2 separate regions of the Homo sapiens genome follow, and region 2 is linked to region 1. A link is an interaction called in ENCODE POLR2A ChIA-PET data of the cell type or tissue named here. Cell type or tissue: K562. All regions are shown on one strand. Links, peaks and the distances in the headings refer to the core of each region. The heading gives the core; the rest is flanking DNA. Region 1 overlaps SELENOI (selenoprotein I). Region 2 overlaps DRC1 (dynein regulatory complex subunit 1).

What was found. Peaks named below come from ENCODE experiments on the same cell type or tissue, not always from the same donor. Only the 100,000 strongest peaks of a DNase experiment are listed, where the experiment ranks them.
Region 2: POLR2A ChIA-PET joins it to region 1 with 5 read pairs; 11 of 35 experiments call an interaction of 5 or more read pairs at or near these places.

Annotation. Positions count from the first base shown.
Region 1 is chr2:26,350,058-26,355,440 of GRCh38, reverse strand. All of the region lies in intron 1 of SELENOI (selenoprotein I), which reads right to left. Among named protein-coding and RNA genes, the nearest start is that of ADGRF3, 6.0 kb to the right of the region's middle. In K562, for the core only: no CTCF peak of the experiment used is centred there; a DNase peak (open chromatin) is centred at 2,330.
Region 2 is chr2:26,404,783-26,410,165 of GRCh38, reverse strand. The region is part of intron 1 of DRC1 (dynein regulatory complex subunit 1); the gene reads right to left. Among named protein-coding and RNA genes, the nearest start is that of DRC1, 5.6 kb to the right of the region's middle. In K562, for the core only: no CTCF peak of the experiment used is centred there; no DNase peak of the experiment used is centred there.

The DNA of each region.
Region 1 (5,383 bases), core at 79-5,078:
CACTGCTGACTCTTAAATAGGGTGCAGTATTTGAGAAAAATTATTTATTGTCTCTGTGCTATTACATATAATTATTCTTTTCAGAAGAAATCTGAAGCCAAAGACTATCTGGGGGACCCAAGCTAGACAGACTCCTTATTACTCTTTCCAGCTGTCCATTACGTTGCCACCCTTCACTTCCTATCTGAAAATAGTTTCTCTTGGTATAACCACCAGGGATGTGTATAAGTGTGGATATATTATATGCTAGCCAATGTTCATTTGTGCAGGGAATCACAAATGTCAAGTTTTATTTATTTACTCAGCACTTATACAGCACTATGTGCCAGGCACTTTATAAATTTTAACTCATTCAGTTTTCAGAATTATCCTATGGGGTAGGTACTACTCCATTTCACAGATGAGGAAACCTGGTTAGATTAAGTTACCTGCTAAGTATCACACAGCTGGTATGTGGAAACTTTTTAACGTAATATTAGTCCAAAAGCTAATTATTTAATCAAAAGCCTTTTATCTCAAATAGAGCTAATCATAAATGAAATGGTCTTTATGCTCAACTAAATGCAAGACTAGTAAATTCAGGCCCGCTTGCCCCTACTAATAATTTTAAACCAGGGAAAGAGTAAACAAAATCAGGTTTTTTCCACTACATTTTCCCCATCTGCGTACATTAGATACACATCCAATTAAGCATGCCATTGAAGGTCTTTATTCTAATGTTTATATATCTTACACAAAAACAGCCAGTACCGCCAGGCGCGGTGGCTCACATCTGTAATCCCAGCACTTTGGAAGGCCAAGGCGGGCGAATCATGAAGTCAGGAGATCAAGACCATCCTAGCTAACACGGTGAAACCCCGTCTCTACTAAAAAAAAAAAACAAAAAATTAGCCGGGCGTGGTGGCGGCCGCCTGTAGTCCCAGCTAATCGGGAGGCTGAAGAAGGAGAATAGCGTGAACCCAGGAGGCGGAGCTTGCAGTGAGCCGAGATCGCACCACTGCACTCCAGCCTGGGCGACAGAGCGAGAGTCTCGAAAAAACAAAAACAAAACAAAAAAACAAAAACAAACAGCCAGTACCTACAAGGCAGAGTTTATATTTCACTCTTAGTTTTGAGAGGCAGAATAGCAGGAAGAACATGGACTCCAGACTGATTGCCTGAGTTCAAATCTCAGCTCCACCACTTACGAGCTGTGGGACCCTGAGCAAATTACTTAAATTTTCAGTGTCTCGGTGAAACAGGGAAAATAGTACCTCTTTCTCAGATGGCAGTTGTGAATATTAAATGAGATAATACACATAAAGCACTTAAAGCAGTGCCTGGCACAGAGTATACAATATATAAATGTTTGCTATCATTATTATTGTTATTCAGTATTTATGATGATAATGCTTTCCCTCACTGAGCTCCCAAGGCTCGGCCTGGTCACTTACACACCCGCCACTTCCTTGTGCTTCTAACATACCAGGGTCTTTCCAGTCTCTGTGCCTTGGTTCCCACGGGTGTCTTTGAATGGCACACCTTTCCCCGAGTTTCCCGTATGCAGTAGGCAAACTCTTATTTAGCAAAGAATTTCTTAATATTTAAGCACTACAGCAGTTAGAGAAACAAGCCATCATCAGTGAACTGTTATTTCAGAAGGCAGTAAAAGATCCAATTCAAGATGTTTCCTCCAAATAGCACCTAAAAATGTAGTAGCCATCTTCTTACCACTAAATCTCTCCCCTTCTGCAGTTTTCCACCCATCCTTCTTGTCTCTGCCAACTGCAGAAATAATTCTTTCTGCCAGACATATATAAATCACTATCTAAGACAACTAGAATACATTTCAAGCCTTATTAATGTACTTACAGGGAACAGAGGGCAGTTCCCCAAATCTAGTCAAGGTGACAAAGGTACAATTAAAGATAAGTTATGCTTCAATTAACTGTAATGGATCCAGGCAATGCCATAATTAACATATTGTATTGTAGTCAGCTTGTAGTCATAATAAATGAAAATCAAAATATCAAGAATTTCTCATGTTCTATTGAGGCTCTAAAAGGAAAAGTGTTCGTATCTTTGAAATTTTTACAGAAATGTCCTCTAATAGAGGACAACTCATTCACAAATGAGATTTCTTTACAAGTTTTCTTTGTTTTAATTCCAAGTCCATAAGCCACACTTTCATGTGGTCCCATCCAAGAGAAGTGACCTGTGCAAAACACTATTGTATTTTTTTAAAAAATTATATATATAAAACAGTATGCTGTTTCATAAAACCCTGCCTCAGTGACTACCACTTCTATCCACCCAGTCATCCTACCAGAACCTGAGTCATCCTAGACTCCTCCCCGTCTTTTATGTGGCCCTCTACACCACCTCCAGCTAGTCAGTCACCATGTTCTGCCAATCTTGTATCTTCAAATCAAGGATCACAGGGATCTAGCAGGTAAACTGAACAAAGCATTCCTGCATAAAGCATATGCATTGGTAGAGAAGTGGCAAATTAGAGAGCAAATAAAAAGAGGGCAAGCACTATTCAGCATCAGCTGATTCTTGTCAAGAGGAAGTTCAGGGCCAGTATAGTCCAATATTCTGGTTTTTTTTTTTTTTTTCAAGAGAATCCAGAAATCTGGACTTTTATGAGAAAGACACTAATTTTTTTTATTATTATTGAGATGAAGTCTCGCTCTGTCTCCCATGCTGGAGTGCAGTGGCACGATCTTGGCTCACTGCAACCTCCACCTCCCAGATTCAAGCGATTCTCCTGCCTCAGCCTCCCAAGTAGTTGGGATTACAGGCACACACCACCATGCCCAGCTAATTTTTGTATTTTTAGTAGAGACAGGGTTTCACCATCTTGGCCAGGGTGGTCTCGAACTCCTGACCTCGTGATCCACCTGCCTCGGCCTCCCAAAGTAACTGAGATTACAGGCGTGAGCCACCGCACCCGGCTAGAGATACTAATTTTTGAAAGAAAGCAAGTGTGGGCCAAATTAAACATAACTGTTGGCTAAATTCAGTGTGCAGGTCAACCTGTTTTGACGTCTATCTTTAGAATCCCCACTCCTTCCTTTTTATCCCCACCCCTTAGTTCAGGCCTTTGACATTTCTTAACTTAGTTTTATGCAGAAGCATCCTAAAAGGCCTCCAGAGCACCTCTATCTCTCTCCATCTTCTACACGCTGCCAGAGTGAGCTTCCTAAAATTGAAATGTGATCCTGTCTAGATTTCAATTTTAAACAGTGGCTCCCCAAAACCTATAGCACTATAATGTGCCTAAGAACCACTTAAGATATTTGGCTTTTTTTTCTTCTCTGAGACAGGGTCTCACTCTGTCACCTAGACCAGAGTGCAGTGGCGTGATCTCAGCTCACTGCAGCCTTGACTTCCCAGGCTTCAGCAATCCTCCCACCTCAGCCTCCAGAGTAGCTGGGACACAGGTATGCGCCATAACACCCGGCTAATTTTTGTATTTTTGGTGAAACTGGGTTTCACCATATTGTCCCAGCTGGTCTCAAACTACTGGGCTCAAGCAATCCACTTGCTTTGGCCTCCCAAAGTGCTGGAATTAAGGCCTAAGGCACTGCACCTGGCCTGAGGTATTTGTTAAAGATGGAAATAACCGCAATCTATCCAATCTGTATCTCCCAAAGAGAGCCAGGAATTTGCTAAAGACCCTCCCGAAGTGATTCTGATGCCAACAGTCCTTGAACCACACAGTGATCTACAGGATCAAATCCAGAAGTCCTTTACATCAAATCATTCCCCTCTGACAGCACCCCACCTCCCTCTCCAGTCTCATCTCCTGCCACTCCACCATTATGTCTAAAGACCTTATCTAACTTCTTGTGGTTCCCAGAAAATACCGAGGCCTTCATCACTTTACACTCCATTGCTCTCTTGTTCCATAATGCCTTTCTCCCCTCTTAACCTGGTAGTACAGTCTGATTTATGACAGTTTCACTCGTAATTTTTCAACTTTACGATGGTGCAAAGGCAACACGCATTCGGTAGAAAGTGCTATGATATTCTCTCAAAATTCTGGGCAGCACAGCGAGCCACAGCTCCTAGTCAGTAATGCAATCACAAGGGTGAACAGGCCAGGTGTAGTGGCTCATGCCTGTAATCCCAGCACTTTGGGAGGCCAAGGCAGGCGGATCACCTGAGGTCCGAAGTTCAAGACCACCCTGGCCAACATGGCGAAACCTGTCTCTACTAAAAATACAAAAATTAGCCGGGTGTGGTGGTGCGTGCCTGTAATCCTAGACACTCGGGAGGCTGAGGCACGAGAATTGCTTGAACCCAGGAGGTGGAGGTGGCAGTGAGCCGAGATTGTACCTCTGCACTCCAGCCTGGGCAACAAAACGAGACTCCGTCTCAAAAAAAAAAAAAAAAAAAAACAAACAAACAGTGAACAACCAATTCTCTACTGCACTGCCAGATGATTTTGCTCAAGTACAGGCGAATTAATCTAAGTGTTCTGAGCACATTTAAGGTAGGCTAGGCTAAGCTATGATGTTCAGTAGGTTAAGTGTATTAAATGTATTTTTGACTACAATAGGTCTATCAGGAACAGAAACCCATCATAAATGGAGCAGCATCTCTCTCTCTCTCCTTCTCTCTATATAATATAAATATACATATTCATCTTTCTAGACTGAGCTTTGCCTTCACCTCCATCCCCTGAAGGCTTTCTCAACTCTAGCTCCCACTCCCTGGAAGCTGCCTCCTCTCCTCTTCCATAGCAGCCAGCACTTGCCTAACTGGACTTATTAACTTTTTATAACTGTTCATTTACATGTTCACATGCCACCAAACTGAGTTATTTGAAGACAAGAATTTCAACTTAGCTTAATTTTGCAGCCCAAATGCTATGCCTGACACTGAGTAGACCCTCAATAAATGCTTGTTGAATAAACAAAATCAAACTGTATGATGGCCAGGCACGGTGGCCCCTGCCTATAATCCCAGCACTTTGTGAGGCCAAGGGAGGAAGATCACCTGAGGAATTCAAGGCTGCAGTAAGCTATGATCGCACCACTGCACTCCAGCCTGGGCGACAAAGCAAGACCCTGTCTCTAAAAAAAGATAAGAATGAAAATAATTTTTTATGAAATTTTCAGGAACTAGTAAGGTTAAAGGCCAGATTCTGGTTCTTTAGTATTACCATTAAGATGCAAACACAATCTCTCTTTACCACCTCTAATTGTAATACTAATAAATTCACAATTATCATGATTCCTATAATCAGGCTGTTGTTGAGAGCCAAGTTAATTAATTACCATAATATCAAAAACCAGTTCATCATGAAACTATATATATATTTATACACACACACTTTTTTTTTTTGAGTCAGGGTCTTTCTCTGTTGCTCAGGCTGCAAAACAGTGGCACAATC
Region 2 (5,383 bases), core at 190-5,189, 55 kb before region 1:
AATGTTTTCTATTTCTATAATTTTTTTATTTCTAAGAGCTCTATTTTTTTTCTCTGAACACTCCTTTTAGTAGCATTCTATTCTTGTTTCGTGGTTGCCATATCATCTCTTTTTTCTTTGAGGATCTTTTTTTTCCCTCTTTTTCCCCCAAAGACTTCAAAACTCTCTCTGAGGATCTGAATGATCATCTTTTTGTGGTATTCTTGTTTTTTTCTCCCCACATATAGTCTTAATGTCCTCTTAGGTGCTTTTTTCTCTTTGTTAATTTTCATATCTACCATTCATGTTAAAGACTTTCCTCAGATGCCTAGAAATCCTCAGTTACTGACTCATGACAAGAACTAAAAAGCCTATGAAAAAATTAAAACATGGGTTAAAAATAAATAAACACTGTTTTACGTGGAAAAAATCAAGCTAATGATAAAACAACTCTTATGAGGTAGCTTTTAAAGCTGTTTTCACTTATATCATGTAATTTTAGAACTTTGAGTTCCATTATTCTAGTTGTTGCTGAATGTGTCTATTGCTCTTATTTTCAAAATGTTCTCCAAATTCTTGCCTATCTTGTCTGAGATGTACCAAAGACCTAAAGCTATAAGTATAATGGTAACTTCCATGACAACTTGGGAAAAGGATACTAATACTACCAATTTTACATGTCACCATCTTCACAGTAGCTACCTAGTTGTTGTTAAAGAAACAGCTGCCTTTAAAAAAAAACTACATAAAGGATGGTTTGTTTTGGTTATGTGTACATAAACACACCTGATTATACAGAATCCAAGAATTTAGAGAAAATAAGGACAAATTAGTATCATTTCAATCTAAGTCCCTAGCCATTTGGAAGCTTGTAATATGGTGTCAGGATAAAGCAGAAAAAATAAATTTTAATAGTGTGACAAATAAAAATTTAAACATTAAAAACAAGCTGATGGGGCTGAGCACAGTGGCTCATGCCTGTAATCCCAGCACTATGGGAGGCCAGGGCAGGAGGACCACTTGACCCAGGAGTTTAAGACTAGCCTGGGCAACATAGCAGGACTCCATCTCTAAAAAAAAAAAAAAAATTAGCCGGGCATGGTGGCCTGCACCTGTAGTGCCAGACACTCAGGAGGCTGAGGCAGGAGGACTGCTTGAGCCCAGGATTCAAGGTTATACTAAGCTATGATCAAACCACTGCACTCCAGCCTGGGCAATGGAGTGAGACTCTGTTGCTTAAAAAATAAATAAATAAATAATAAAAATAAATTTTTTTTAAAGCTGACGGGAGCTGTGAGTACAAGGGTGTGGCTTAACAACTGTGCATGTCAGCGTGGGCTGATTTAATCGGGCTGCTTTGTGAGCAAACCCGATGTTAGTGTCTTTATTATTTTTATTTTATTTTATTTTATTTTTGAGACAGAGTCTCCCTCTGTCACCCAGGCTGGAGTGTAGTGGCACGATCTCGGCTCACTGCAACCTCCGCCTCCCAGGTTCAAGCAATTCTCGTGCCTCAGCCTCCCAAGTAGCTGGGATTACAGGCATGCACCACCACGCCGCTAATTTTCATATTTTTAGTAGAGACGGGGTTTTACCATGTTGGCCAGGCTGGTCTCAAACTCCAGACCTCAGGTTATCCACCCCTCTTGGCCTCCCAAAGTGCTGGATTACAGGCATGAGCCACTGTGCCCAGACCAACATTAGTGTCTTTAAATCCTTCTTTTGGGGCTGGTCGGATTCCACAGAGAAACTTCTCCAGCCTCCTGCCTGGAATATGAAGGCTGAAGTGCCACCATTCCAGGAACTGGTGAGAGGAGAGCTGGAAGGTCCTGGCATCCACTGTGCATATTTTCCCTGAATCCCCTTATTTTCCATGAAGTATCCTTGCCTCGCCTCTGTCTAGCATCCCCCAAGCCCTAGATCCTCCGCTTGACTTTCTCCAAACCTCCAATCTTCTGTGCAAAGAGAGAGAAAGGTTCTAGGCATCTACCTATTAATTTTCCAATCGGTTGTCCTTATTTTGGTTCCCTTTGTCACCTCCACTTCTAGATGTCAACTGAAAAAGAGTCAGAATCCACAAAATCAAAAGAGAACTTTATTTCTAAAGGACACAACCTGCAGGCAGGAAGCAAGCTTTCAACTGAGACTGAGAAGCAGGCTTTGAAGGGGAGAAAATAAGGCAGATATTTCTGCTAGGTGAGGAGGTAGGAAACGCATATTCTACAGGATATAGGAGAAGGTTGTGAATATTTACGGAGAAAACTCATTACGCACGTGCATTAGGCTTACATGTGCACGGAACATACAACAATATGCTACTCATGTTCACTTTGGGGTGGAGATTTAACATTTAAATGTACTACAATTGGGTCATAAATGCAAAAAGGTGATGCTTAGGGCACAAGTCCAGGATCTGTGCAGTCTCAGGGAACCGGTCCAAACTGGCCTGAAGTTGGCAGTCGTCCAGGAAGAGGTCTCTGTGGTCCAGGGTTGTTGTCAGGTTGGAACCATAAACATGAGGAGGAGGGTGCCGGGTGGTCGGACGAAGTAAGCCAAGGAGTCTTCTGGCCTTTTGTCATCTTCAGGTCAGCCTTTGATAAGACCTCATAATAATTAGTAAAGGGACGGGGGTAGCAGGAAGTGGACATGTCCAGTCTCCTGTCACTGCTAAGGGCTAAGAACTTTGAGGTCTCTCGGCCACAGAGGTCCTGTCACTCCATTGGAAGGGCCATAGGATTTTTTAAATCCTCACGGATGAATATGATATGCCATCAGTCTCCTAGTCTTTGGGGATTTAGTGCAGAGTAAATCAAGGGGGTTCTCAGCTTTCTTCACTATCAGCTTATTTTTCCATCTTCTTGAATCTGCTCACCCATTTACCATCTATCTTGTGCTTCCCAGCATCCACAATTTCATTGCTGTTGAGTCCTCCTGATCTTGACTTTGTGGATTTGCGTCTTTTTTACTTAATCCCCTTAAATATCATTTTAATGGAGTTAAAATGATAGAGATCTAAGGTAGATGTATGTGTTCCATCTCGCATCTTTACCCAGAAGTGACATCTCCCGGCTGGGTGTGGTGGCTCACACCTATAATCCCAGCACTTTTCGAGGCTAAGGTGGCAGGATCACTTGAGCTCTGGAGTTCAAGACCAGTCTGGGCAACATGGTGAAACCCCATCTCTACCAAAAATACAAAAAATTAGCGGGGTATGGTGGTGTGCACCTGTGGTCCCAGCTACTCGAGAGGCTGGGGTGGGGGGGATCACTTGAGTCTAGCTGGTGGAAGTTGCAGTGAGCCAAGGTCACACCACTGCATTCCAACCCGGGTGACAGAGTGAGACCCTGTCTCAAAAAAAAAAAAAAAAAAAAAAGGAAAGTGACATCTCCCAGAAATGTCAAACCTAAACTAAGACACCAGAGATTGGGAGTATCAGGGCCATTAGCACATTATTCCTATTCTTTTTGGTTTTTTTGAGAAGGAGTCTCGTTCTGTCATCCAGGCTGGAGTACAGTGGCTCGATCTTGGCTCACTGTAACCTCCACCTCCCGGTGTTCAAGCAATTCTCATGCCTCAGTCTCCTGAGTAGCTGGGATTACAGGAGTGTGCCACCAAGCCAGGCTAATTTTTTGTCTTTTTAGTAGAGACAGGGGTTTCACTATGTTGGCCAGGCTGGTCTCGAACTCCTGGCCTCAAGTGATCCACCCACCTCAGCCTCCCAAACTGCTAGGATTATAGGCGTGAGCCACCACGCCCGGCTGTACTCTTTATATGACATTTGATTCTGTTAACTTTCACCTTAACATTACACCTCATGACATAAGAAGGCCCAGGCAGCAACAGCAGTGGGTATCACAGGCAACCGAGGGGTGGGTGCACTGCCTATAGGTAAAGTAAAAACAATACAACTGCTTTTTATTATCACATGTGCCAGCAATTCGAAACAATGTCAGTAGTAAAATATTCCTTTCTGAAAAAGCTCTTGTCAATCTAAGTTCTGATCCATTGCTGCAATTACTGTTGGCTATTAATAATATATATGTAAGCTTCAATATAACATATTTTAATCTCTTTTCCTTTAATTAACAGAGAAGTTAATTCAGGGAGCTTCCAGGCTCGCACAGACTCAGCTGCATGCATTTGTTTTGAGAGCACATTGAAATGGTACAGAATGGTCCCAGCTCACTTACGCACAATGCGCGGCCCCAACCACTAATAAAGAATAGAGGCAGGGCGCAGTGGCTCACGCCTGTAATCCCAGCACTTTGGGAGGCTGAGGCAGGTGGATTGCCTGAGGCCAGGAGTTCGAGACTAGCCTGGCCAACATGGTGAAACCCCGTCTCTCCTAAAAATAAAAAATTAGCTGGGTGTGGTGGCAGCTGCCTGTAATCCCAGTTACTCGGGAGGCTGAGCCAGGAGAATCACTTGAACCTGGGAGGTGGAGATTGCAGTAAGCCAAGACTGCGCCACTGCATTCCTGCCTGCATAGACAGAGTGAGACTCGGCCTCAAAAAAAAAAAAAAAAAAAAAAAAGATATAGCCTTTAAAAAAAAAAAACAAGACCACCATACCATTATCATAGCCAAAAAGTTCCTTAATATAATTGAATGCCCAGTACAACTCTTTACATTGACAGCTCTTTCTCACCCTCACTGACCACCTACCTTCAGGTGCCACATCTATTATTCTTCATATTTGCTCATTGCTTGTTTCCGTTAGGATTCTTTTCAAAATGTATAATTATGTTATTTGTTTACTTGTTTAGTTGCACTTTATTTTTTCCCATCTCCCTCATTAGAATATAAGCTTCCTGAGAACAGAGATTATATTTGCCTTGTTTATCATAGAATCCCCAGCACAACTGCCAAGGTCAGAGTAGCAGACAAGGGCTTGATCCACAGAGAGTTTTAAAGATGGCTTACAAAATATGGCATCATTTGGTGCAAAACGAAAGGGCAGCCAACAAGAATACAACTCATAGGTGCTCACCAAAGAAAGCAGCAAAGGATAAATAGGCTAAGGGTGCACGCTGGTAAAGATTCATGCTCCCTTGCCCAATTCCTGAACCTAAGCCAGTGTTCAGAGCCAGAATCTATTGACTGAAGAGGCAGCAGGGTCCCCACAAGGAAGGATCTGGAACACAACGGCAAATATATATTGTAATGATTCCCCCAGTTCTTCCCCAAAGGGGCCTAGGGTCATCTACTCAGGAGGGCTGCACAATAAGGAAAGAGGATACCCAGAAATGTTTAGGATTAGAACAGGGTCTGAGTTACCATTGACACCCAGAGACCCAAAGCATGCTCCCACCCACTTAGAGTGAGGACACAGGGGAGGCAAAGTCCTACTTACAGAGGGTCTGCCAAGTCTGTGGACTCAGCCAGCAATCATGTCTCTAATGGCC